Regions from separate parts of the Homo sapiens genome. Here all the other regions are linked to region 2. The links are chromatin contacts, found by Hi-C or POLR2A ChIA-PET in ENCODE. All regions are on one chromosome and are shown on one strand. The core of a region is the stretch at or near the end of the contact, and the rest is flanking DNA. Distances in the headings are between cores, read along the strand shown. Region 1 holds the start of GGACT (gamma-glutamylamine cyclotransferase). Region 2 holds the start of PCCA (propionyl-CoA carboxylase subunit alpha). Region 3 overlaps CLYBL (citramalyl-CoA lyase).

Region 1 (3,673 bases), core at 833-3,332, 500 kb before region 2:
GAATGTCCATCTCTGGGCCCCACCCCCAGACTTGCTGACACTGAGTTGACCCCCAGAGTCAGGACACCTCCAGTGTGGCTGGAGATTGTGCATTTCTAAATACCCAGGTGCTGCCAGTGCTGCTGGACTGGGACCACATTTCAAAAACTGCTCTTCAAACTGTGAGTTGTTTTCCAAGAAGTTAAACTGAAGGCTTCATCCCACAGAGCCTATTCTATGTTAGATTGGGCTTCCCCAGCCTTATCTGGGATGCAACTTAACACTTGTCTTGGCTAGGCACTGTGGCTCATACCTGTAATCCCATCGCTTTGGGAGGCCAAGGCGGGTGGATCGCCTGAGCTCAGGAGTTCAAGACCACCCTGGGCAACATGGTGAAATCCTGTCTCTACCAAAAAATACAAGAAACTAGCCGGGCGTGATGGTGGGTGCCTGAGGTCCCAGCTACTCAGAAGGCTGAGGTGGGAGGATCACTCGAGCCTGGGAAACAGGGGTTGCAATGAGCCAATAACATGCTACTGTACTCCAACCTAGGTGACAGAGTGAGAACCCATCTCAAAACAAACAAAAAATTCGTCTAGTCTGCGTCATCTTTAATTTTCCTTTATCAGAAGAATTATTTATCTATTTGTCTCACTTTCCTTTGCTGACATGATTTTCCCCCCTCAAAAAAGAGATGAAAGTGGAATCATTCTTTCGCTTCAAAAAGTTAAGAATTACTGCTGTCTTTAAAAATATTAATATGAGGCCGGGCGCGGTGGCTCACGCCTGTAATCCCAGCACTTTGGGAGGCCGAGGCAGGCGGATCACGAGGTCAGGAGATCGAGACCATCCTGGCTAAAATGGTGAAACCCCGTCTCTACTAAACATACAAAAAATTAGCCGGGCGTAGTGGCGGGCGCCTGTAGTCCCAGCTACTTGGGAGGCTGAGGCAGGAGAATGGCGTGAACCCGGGAGGCGGAGCTTGCAGTGAACCAGATCCCGCCACTGCACTCCAGCCTAGGCGACAGAGCGAGACTCCGTCTCAAAAAAAAAAAAAAAAAAAAAAAAAATATTAATATGAGCTAGACAAGGTTTTTTAATACATTTCAATTTAATTATGAAGTGTCCAAGACAAGAAAAAACTGTGAAAACCAACGACTTATGTACCTGATGGTTTAGATTTCTTTTGGAATTGTACATCTGTTCAAAATACAATTACATCTGCATTGTTGGAAACGTTTGGATAAAAACCAGTTTATATAAAGGTTTCAATCAGTCCACATCCATGAGAAAGTAGAAAGGGCAGGAAATGATTAAGGGGGATTATTGCTAATCTGATAAACACAGATTTGTGTCTTTCGGAGAGACAGAAGTGTCACTCTCTCCATAGCTGTACCATTCCTACCACCTGGCCCCCAAGTGGCATTGCTTTAACCCATTGTCTCTAGGGAAAATGTTCTCTTTCGATTTTGGTTCTCAGTCCTATAATTTCTGGGGCTTAAATTAGTCCTGGAGCTAGGGAAGAGGTGATGTCATCCTTCCATTGTCTCCTTCGGCCACAGTTTCATTTTAAGAGTATTGGTAAGTAAGTGGGCAGTGTGACTAGATGGCGGTCTGGACTCGGTATCAGGGCTGTGTGCATGCCCAGCTGGGGGGCCTTGGTGGTGTGTGATGTGATAGATACACACATGGTTGGCATCCCCAAGTGTGTCTGCGCTTGGGTTCATTTGTGTGTGCATGTGTGTCCATTTGATGTGGCGTGTCCCCAAGCTTGTGGAGTCGTCTGTGAGTCTGTTTTGTGGGGTGTGGCCCAGGTGTGTCAGGGTCCACCATGCAGTCGGGGCTTGAGCCTGAGTGCCCAGGTGTGTTAGGGTGGATGTGACTTCTGTGGGGCGTCCCCAGGTGTGTGAAGCTGGTTGCGCTGTGTCTGCGGCGGGGCGTCTCCGGCGGGCATCGGCGTGGGTGGGTCTGGCTGTTAGGCGGCCAGTTGTGCGAGCGGCCACGTGTGTGCGAGGGCGCCGCAGGGGCTGGCGGGCCTCGCGTTCCGCCTGCAGGGGGCGCCGCCGGGGGCGGCCTGGGAGCAGAGGCGCGGGCCCGGCCCTGCATTTCCGCCCTGGCCCTGCCCTCCCCGACAGCCCCGGCTGCCGGCAGGTGAGGCGCTGAGCCCGGGCGGGGGTCGGGGCTGCGCCTGCTCCGCCCCCCAGGCGGGGTGTCCTGGCGCCCGCGGGAACCTGGGGCGTCGCTCCCTGCGCGGCGTCCGGGTCGAGGCCGCAGCACTCGGCGTCCCCGCGGGTGAGGGAGGAGGCCTGGGGCGCCGCCGGCCGGCGAGGCCAGCCGGAGGGAGGGGACGGTGGACCCCGAAACGCGTCCTCCATTGCCCCGCGCGGGGGCCACGGGCGCGATTGCCAGAACGGGCAGAGGGCGGTAAAAGCCAGGAACCGCCTCACGCACGGGCGCTGCTTCCCTGTAAAGGAAGCGTGACAGCCCACACGCTGGCTTTCAGAGGACCTCAGCTGAACCGGGCTAACACTTCTCAGAAATTGTTTTTCATTTTAAAGATTTCCTGTTTGTAAGGAGACTAGAAGCTGCAAAAGAAATCTAAAAACGTCTCCTGGCACTTGTGAATTTCTGATCTAAGGTTTCTTTGGAGCCATTAGTGAAACTTCTGAAATTTTGAAGAAATTTACTGCCTTGATTATTAATTATGGTTATCATTGCTGTTTTACTCTGTGGGCCAAGGACAACGCCACAAGCTCAAAAGCAGACTTAAGTGTTTTTTGAACACAGCTTCTTAACTCCACGCTTAGTTGATTTAATATTTAAGTGATAAGAAAATGCAGTCGATTTCTGGCCCTTTTTATTGTTTGGGATGAAGTCTTGCCCTGTTGCCCAGGCTGGAGTGCAGTGGCGCGATCTCGGCTCACTGCAACCTCTGCCTTCCGGGTTCAAGCGATTCTCCTGCCTCAGTCTCCCGGGTAGCTGGGATTACAGGCGCCTGCTATCACGCCCAGCTTATTTTTGTGTTTTTAGTAGAGACAGGGTTTCACCATGTTGGCCAGGCTGGTCTCGAACTCCTGACCCCGTGATCCGCCCGCCTTGGCCTCCCAAAATGTTGGGATTACAGGCATGAGCCACTGCACCCGGGATTTGTGGCCTTTTTTAAAAGCAAGTTATTCGTTTTGCTAAATGTCCCAGGAGAAATGATTAATGAAAAACTAAAGGTGACCTATTTAAAGTGTAGGTCTTACACACACGTAGGTGTCCTTATGTACATTTACCTGTAAGTGAAGACTTTTCCCTGGCCTCATTCAATTTATTGAAATGCTCAGATGAAGAGCACCTGCAGTTTGCCCGTATTTTCCCAAAATGCCTTGTTTTCCTGAAACTATTCCCAGAAGAAGCCAGACTTCCCTGAATAAGCAGACCACTGTGTTCTAGCAGAGATTCGTATTGTAAAAGCTGAGTTTGCAAAGTTAAATTAATTTCTAATTGGTGGATTTTTGTACGGAAATACTTTGGGCTAGTTGATTTTACTAACCAGGCCCTAACTACTACTAGTTAGGAGAGGGTGGTTGTTTGTGGTGATCTGGATAGTAGGTAGCAGTAAGCAGAATAGAAGAGGGATTTTAAAATGATCTGTTCATTTCTCTCTTTACTAGTAAGATTTCCAATCTGTGTCCATTCTTGAAGTGAA
Region 2 (3,479 bases), core at 90-2,589:
ACTTGCCTCCTATGTAAATGCATAAGTCTTACAGCTGCAATTGAAGTGGCCAACACAGATGAACAGAATGATAAAGATTAAAGAACACTAAACTGTATGGGAACACAGAAAACAGTGAAAGTCCGCACGCTGAATTGGACACAAAACAAACATAGGTGCCACTCACTTCCATGTCGATAAGCTCCAGCTCTCATACTGCCCACCTGGGGCTCGGTTCCCTCCTCTTTAAAGAGTAGGATGGGGCAGGTCGTCTCTAAAGTGTCTTCAACGTCTAAAATTAAATGACTATAAATCAAGTTATGTGGCAATGTTTTAATAATTATTTTTTAAAAGGAAGTTTAACAAGCACACTGAACCAGCTGACAGATGGTTTTCAGGGGACCTTCATTTTAAAGAATGTGTTCAAGTGCCTCAACAAACCTTATAAAGTAGGTTAGGTGGTCTGTGCCCCAGAATTAACGACAGACTCGACATTGACTGGAGACAGAGCTCAGAAGCACACACAAGCACTCCAACCTGTTTGTCAATCTGCCATCATGACAGCCTAGGTATACAGAACAGTCATGAAATGTGTTTAGAACAGTGCCAAAATCAGGCTCACCACTATACCGAAAAGGAAAGTAAGTTCACGGGATGCATTTGGTACACAGTAGACTGGGGTGTCATACAATTAAAACAGGCTTTCAAATGAAACGTAAAATCTATTGGCAGTCCTGACATGGTATAATACTTTAAAAGATAAGACAAACTCACAACCCTAACACTACTTAAGCAACAGTTCACAGTGTCCCTTCAAAAATGCTGGAAAGAGGCAACAGAACACGGAAACTATAAGGACACCTAAAAAGACACCCTGGAAAGCTTAAGACAAAGCCAATGCCGCGGGGCCCTGGAAGCAGACCTCGAGCAATATGCCTGCCCAAAGCCATCAGCCGCCTCGGAGGGCGTGCGGGCACCCAACTGCCTCTGCCCTAGGCCTCTCTGCTCCGCAGGATCCCCGCGAGGAACAGCTGCAACGAGGGATGCCTCCTGAGCCCGCTGCCACGCGAACTCCGGGAGGGAGGAAAGCAAGCGGTGTAGCTGATGCGGAACCGGGGCGCGGGGGCAGCCGGACCCAGCCAGCGCTCTCCCGGCGCCAGCCGCCCAGAGGCGGCACGGCTAGAAGCCCAGTGAAGCCCGGACCCGCGAGGCCCCGTTGCTCCTCACCTTCAGGGTCCGCAGCGCCGCGCTCAGCATCAGCTGCTGCGGCGGCCACCGCCCACGCCGTCCGGCAGCGACCAGCGGTGCTGTCCCGACCCAGAACCCCGCCATTGTTGTCCCCGCAGACCGCCCCTCTGCTGACCTCTCACACAGCCGGAGGGGGTGGAGAAGGGGAGCGCAGGAGCTCCGGCAAATCACGAGCCAGAAACCCGATGCCCCGCCCCCTAACTTGCGGAAAGGGGAGGGTGAGTGGTCGGCCAGATCCGCCGGATCCGGGATCCGGGAGTCGCGCTAGGACCTGGAGGGCTAGTCGGCGGGCTGCGCGTCCGGCCGCTAGCTGAGCTGGAGGCCACCGGCCAGAGCCGACCCCAGGAGTGAGAGAGACAGGGGCGTGCGTGAGTTCCGGCGGCCTGCACCGGGCAAACCCCGTACCTTCCCAGCATCGGCTCAGCAACCCACGTGCATCCAGGCCGGTCAATGTCATTGAGTCACCTCCGCGCCTTGGCCACCCTGGAGTCCCGAGAATCCGAAGTTCCAGACAAATGCCCAAACTACATTCCTGCATGTTCGAAAGCGTAAATTGCAAAGCACAAATCCAGGTAAGGTTTTTAACGACTGTAATAACACATAAAAAGTTCTAGGTCTGGAAATCAGAGATCCGAGCTCAAGTCCTACCTCTGGCACTTAATATGTGTGTGTGAAAGAAATTAGCCACAACTAGAGTCAGTCTTTGTTGCTCGCAAGCAGAAACCCTTGTTAGTACAACTACTGGCCAGGCGCAGTGGCTCACGCCTGTAATCCCAGCACTCTGGGAGGCCGAGGCGGGAGGATAACCTGAGGTCAGGAGTTGGAGACCAGCCTGGACAACATGCCGAAACCCCGTCTCTACTAAAAAATACAAAAATTAGCTGGGCGTGGTGGCGCACTCCTGTAATCCCAGTTACTCGGGAGGAGGCTGAGGCAGGAGAATTGCTTGAACCCTGGAGGTGGAGGTTGCAGTGAGCCGGATCATGCCACTACACTCCAGCCTGGGTGACAGAGCAAACTCCGTTTCGAAAAATAAAATAAAAATTAGTACAACTATTAAGGGCCGGGCCGTGTGCTAGAGCCTCAGATTCCCTCTTACTTGAGAGTTTACAAGAACCTTAATGGAGTATATATTATTTCCATTTGGAGAAACTGAAGCTGTAGCAGGGTAAAGTCACTCAGCGAGTAAAAGGTCAAACTAGGGTTTGAACCCAAATCTGGCTGCCTTGAGGGACTGGGCTCATGTTTTGCTATATTATGGAAATTTTAAAATATATACAAAAGAGATAAAATTGTACTATGATCACCCAGATACCCATTACACCGCGTCAATGAATCAACATTTTGTCAATCTTGTTTCATCTATTCCCCTTTTTATTTTGTGCAGGAATATTTTAAAGCAAATCTAAGACATCAGACCACCTCACCTATAAACACATCAGTATTGGGGGTTCTCCTCTTAACTACTTTGCATCTCCTGCAGAGTCACCTTGAGAGAGTTACAAAGCTAGGAATGGCCTAGAGTACACTACAGCATGGTAAATGCCCAAAGAGAGAGAAATAAAATGGGGATATCAGAAAGGTGACATTTAATGGAATTTTAGAATGTAAGTAGGGACTTTTGTGACAAAATGAAAAGGATTATCAATTTTACAGGACTTCTCACTTATGTACCTCAGTCTTCATTCATTTTCTACCTGGGAAACTTGCTTTTCTTTTTTCTTTTGTTTTTTGTCTTTTCCCCATGTTTTACCCTTTGGATTAGTTTTCCTTAGGCCCTGTTTGTTTTTCTTATAGGAGTTCTTTTTATGAAAGGCACTTGTAGCAGAAACTGCTTCTCATGCTATCCATTCTCCATGCATTACTTTAGTAAGAGTGCCCCTGAGATCTAGCTGGGTACATGGCCACCCAGCGAAAGGCTGCAATAGCTAGCCTCCCTTACAACGAGGTGTAGCGCCATGACTAAGGTCTGGAATGTAAGGACTGTGCCCTCCATGCCCTCTTCTTTCTTACCTAAACAAAGATCTACATTTCCCAACTCCCACTGCAGCAAGGGTGCTTACCAAGATTTGGTTACTAAGTTTTGGCCAATGGGACATAAGCACAAGTGACATAGACAACTTTTGGGTTATACCTTTAAAGGGAAAGGCTTGCTTTCCACTTGCCCTTCTCCTCTTTCCAGTTTGCCAGAATGTGGACACTACAGTGGAGGTAAAGTTGTCATCTCAGATGATAAGAAGGAAGTTAGGTGA
Region 3 (3,321 bases), core at 628-3,127, 430 kb after region 2:
GTTGGTGGCCATTGGTGGGTTAGAATTGGGGGAGTTAGTGAATCAAAGACTAGAGAGACTATTCGCAAACACAGACGTTAATATGAGAACACAGGAGTATAAACTTAATGGGTAGATGCAGGGGCAACTCTAAATGCATCCCTGCATTGAACACAATACAGAGATTGTGTTCTCAACAGGTCAAAGGACCAATGAGCAAACGCTGGTACAAGGCTTGGGGACTTGGGGCAACAGAGTCCATGAAAGCATCAATCACCACACGTTTTTAAAAGTGGAAACCGAGGCAGTTACCCTGAAGGATGACCGACAGAGGAATAATATTTGGCTACCACTGTTCAATTGCCTTTCCCAAACACAATGCTTTGCTTGTTTCTCCGGCTTCCTGCAATCTTTCATGTTTTAGATACACACATTTCAATCCAAGTATTTCAGTTGCCATAACAACTTCATAAATTTGTTCTCAGATGTCCTTTTTAATCACATCATTTAAAACAAGCTGGATGTGTCGCTGGAGTGCCTCAATTTATTCCATTCGCACCTAGCTCCTAAGGAGTCTGGTATTTGTTTCTTTTTCTCTAAGAAGCTCAAACACCTGAAAATAACATCGCTATCTCCTCTCTGTCTCCACAGGCAAGGGAAGTTTTTTTAAAAATGCGTGTGTGGCCTTATTATTAAGTTTTTTAAATCCAGGTGATATTATGCCCAGAAATCGCCCCCTGGTTCACAGAAGAGAGACTGCTAACGCCACCCAGGTCTGTACAGGAGGCCCCTGCCCAGAGAATGCTGCTTTATTTCCACATATCAATTATTTATGCCGCCAAACAGGTTTTTGATAGAATCCTAGTGGTTTTAATTGGCTTCTGGTGACTATTACTATATAATACCTTTAAAATATCATCTACCTTATGATGGGAAAATAAAACTATGCCAATATGTAAGTTTCAACGGCATGCATTAATTTTTAAACTACTCCCGGATGTTTTAGGATTTCCTGCCAATAAAGAATAGGGCATAGTATTCCTGGCATCATTAAATAAATGACTTTTGCCAACATCAACAAGCAAACAATAGAAAACAGGACTCCACCAACAAATGAAAAGGGGGTGTCAAAAAATTCAAGCCTGGCTTTTTGCATATGTAGTGAAACTGAAGGCACTTCCCCAGCAAGTATTGAAATGCACAGATAAGAACACAAAAGGCCTTGAAGTGGTTTGAAGGGTCGCAATTTGCTATTAAACACAGCAGATGGAAACCTGTGAAAGCCCACTTAACGGAACTTTTGAATGCTCCTGTGTGAAATCAAGAGTCATGCACAAGTTAGGGCAATCACTGATTCTACAGTTTTTTAAATTGCACTCTCAGTTTGTTAGAGGAGAAATACACACACACACGCATATATATACATATATATATATACACACACACACACATAGCTTAGAGGATGATTTAGAAGAGGAATACTAATCCCCTCTCTGTCAGAAATTAAAATGCAAGGGTGAATAGCATGCAACTAAGTACCAGCAAAGAGTAAATATTGGTTATGTTTAGGAAAGAGCATAAAAACAGATGTGATATAAAGTTAGACCTTTCACTTCAAAAAATACTAAGCAACTAGTTCTTTGCCCCTGGGGGAAAAATCTCTTTTAATTATGTAAAAAGTGAAGAGACGGTAGTAGGATTCTTTACCTTTGAATACTAAATTAGGAAACAGCAGCATCAAAGGCAGGCTTGATCTGTTTTGCCTGAAAAATTAATAGGCTTTACAAGTCCTTTGCAATGGAGTCTAGGATTGCATAAAAAAAGAGGCTCTGGTGACACCAACAGTCCCAGGAACAAAATGCAGCTGTGGAGGCGGGTTGGGGGTTGGGAGAGGGTTTTTGTTGTTTGGTTTTGGGGGATTTTTTTTACTTTTCTTTAATCAAAATGGATAAACCCGGCTGCCGAAACTCCGCAGAGAACCTGCTCTGCCCGAGGCTTCCTCCCCACCCCACCTCCTTGTTCCTGTCCACACCCCGCCCCGCTGCCTGTGGCCGAGGCCTGTCGCCGGGCTGGAGGGCCTAGCTACCCCAACTCCGCGGTTTCAAAGCGCAGAGAGTTGAAAGGAGGGGAGGCCGGCGTGGGGGAGAGGGACACAGGAGGAAAGGCCTCAGTCAGAGTCCCCGGCAGCCTCGGGGTTTCGCGATGGTTCCCTCCTGGTCCCTCCTGGAAGTGGGAGGCGGACCCTGCGCTTTGCAGCAGAAACTTTCTGGGAGCCTGGAAGACTTGTCACCCAGTCCGCGGTCTCTCCAGCAGTGGGAGGAGCGCTGAAGGTGGTGATTACTATCGACAAACCTAAAATTCTTTCTCTTGAGAGCTCCCACACTATTCACCCCGAGTGGGCCTGCGGATGAAGCTGCTGGTGCCAAAAAGGGTAGGAGGGGGCGCCATGGCAGTCCCCTGCCGGCGGCCCCTTATGAAACCGGGCCGGTTGCTCTGCAGAGCGCACGCAGGCGGCCTTCTGCTCGCACATCGAACTGGCATCCTCGTCTTTTGTCCATGACGTCCCTGTGCCCCACTGCTGCAGCCGAGAGGGACCGCGGCACCAGCGGGCAGGGAGGGCTGGCGCGCCCCGCCAGGTCAATAGCAGGAAACTCCGAAGGCAGGGCGAGGAAGGCACGGGCTTGGGTTCTGCCCCGGACTGCGAGGAAACATGGAGACTCAGGGCGAGCAGCTCCTAAGGAAGCCGACTTGGCTTCTGTTCCTGGGAAAAGCGGATCAAGAAACTCGCTGAAGACCACTATTTACAGATGAGCCACAGCAGAGCTGCTTAATTCACTCAATAACAAACCTTAATTGCTCAAAACAAAGCAGCTAAGTCTCTTTAGAGTGCTTCAAAGGCCCTTCACATTGTAACTTGCAGTATAAAATGTATGCAATATTTCCAAAAAAGAAAAAAAATTCAGAATCAAGGATAAAGTTAGAACTTTACCTTAATCTTCTTTTAAAGAGTTTTTTTCCCCATCTCCCCCTCTAATTAGGTCAAAATTTAGATGTTATTATGATCTAACTACAATCTGTTTATTTTACTGCCTTTTTAAAAGAAAAGAGACATTTGTGCCTTAATCCTAAAAAGCCCCAAATCTGAATTTAAAAGAATAACATTATTGGACAATTATATGGAAAGTCAAGAAAGATTTTTGAAAGAACTATCAAAAGACAATATTTATATAGAATTCAAGCATTAGCGGTGAGCCTGACACAGCAAAACCATTGTATTTTCCACTAGTTTTGTTTTGCTCTATACAGCTGTGTTTTCACAGATGCAAAGCCATGTGTCTCCAC

Evidence for each region. Hi-C counts contacts between places; a loop is a spot of excess contacts on that map. ChIA-PET counts read pairs that join two places held with the same protein, here RNA polymerase II (POLR2A). Pooled maps may share reads with other maps.
Region 1: a map of naive thymus-derived CD4-positive, alpha-beta T cell shows a loop between it and region 2 (10-fold over the local background). The contact joins the promoter of GGACT here to the promoter of PCCA in region 2. A Hi-C loop is called at or near these places in 1 of 168 maps with a recorded cell type or tissue (naive thymus-derived CD4-positive, alpha-beta T cell), 1 of 37 single-sample maps with no recorded cell type and 8 of 50 pooled maps.
Region 3: a map of sigmoid colon shows a loop between it and region 2 (10-fold over the local background). The contact joins the enhancer-like site here to the promoter of PCCA in region 2. A Hi-C loop is called at or near these places in 13 of 168 maps with a recorded cell type or tissue (CD4-positive, alpha-beta T cell, CD4-positive, alpha-beta memory T cell, CD8-positive, alpha-beta T cell and 9 more), 4 of 37 single-sample maps with no recorded cell type and 33 of 50 pooled maps. POLR2A ChIA-PET finds 5 or more read pairs at or near these places in 3 of 52 experiments (A549, WTC11 and activated CD4-positive, alpha-beta memory T cell).

What each region holds. Positions count from the first base shown.
Region 1 is chr13:100,587,198-100,590,870 of GRCh38, reverse strand. GGACT (gamma-glutamylamine cyclotransferase) reads left to right here and starts at 2,082. Exons shown (of 3, transcript NM_001195087.2): 1 at 2,082-2,130. RefSeq lists a silencer at 1,930-2,449.
Region 2 is chr13:100,086,953-100,090,431 of GRCh38, reverse strand. It overlaps PCCA (propionyl-CoA carboxylase subunit alpha), which reads right to left and starts at 1,339. Exons shown (of 24, transcript NM_000282.4): 1 at 1,207-1,339. The coding sequence starts at 1,311. PCCA-DT (PCCA divergent transcript) reads left to right here and starts at 1,489. Exons shown (of 2, transcript NR_132422.1): 1 at 1,489-1,799. RefSeq lists a silencer at 1,010-1,189 and enhancers at 1,470-1,729, 1,760-1,809.
Region 3 is chr13:99,657,312-99,660,632 of GRCh38, reverse strand. All of the region lies in intron 1 of CLYBL (citramalyl-CoA lyase), which reads right to left. Among named protein-coding and RNA genes, the nearest start is that of MIR4306, 16 kb to the right of the region's middle. RefSeq lists enhancers at 875-1,390, 2,271-2,320, 2,331-2,420. Within about 2 kb of position 1,877, at least 28 of the 41 ENCODE cell types and tissues checked have a DNase peak (open chromatin) inside an H3K27ac peak, as active enhancers do; they include CD4-positive, alpha-beta T cell, CD8-positive, alpha-beta T cell, ascending aorta and 2 more, where a contact is called at or near this core.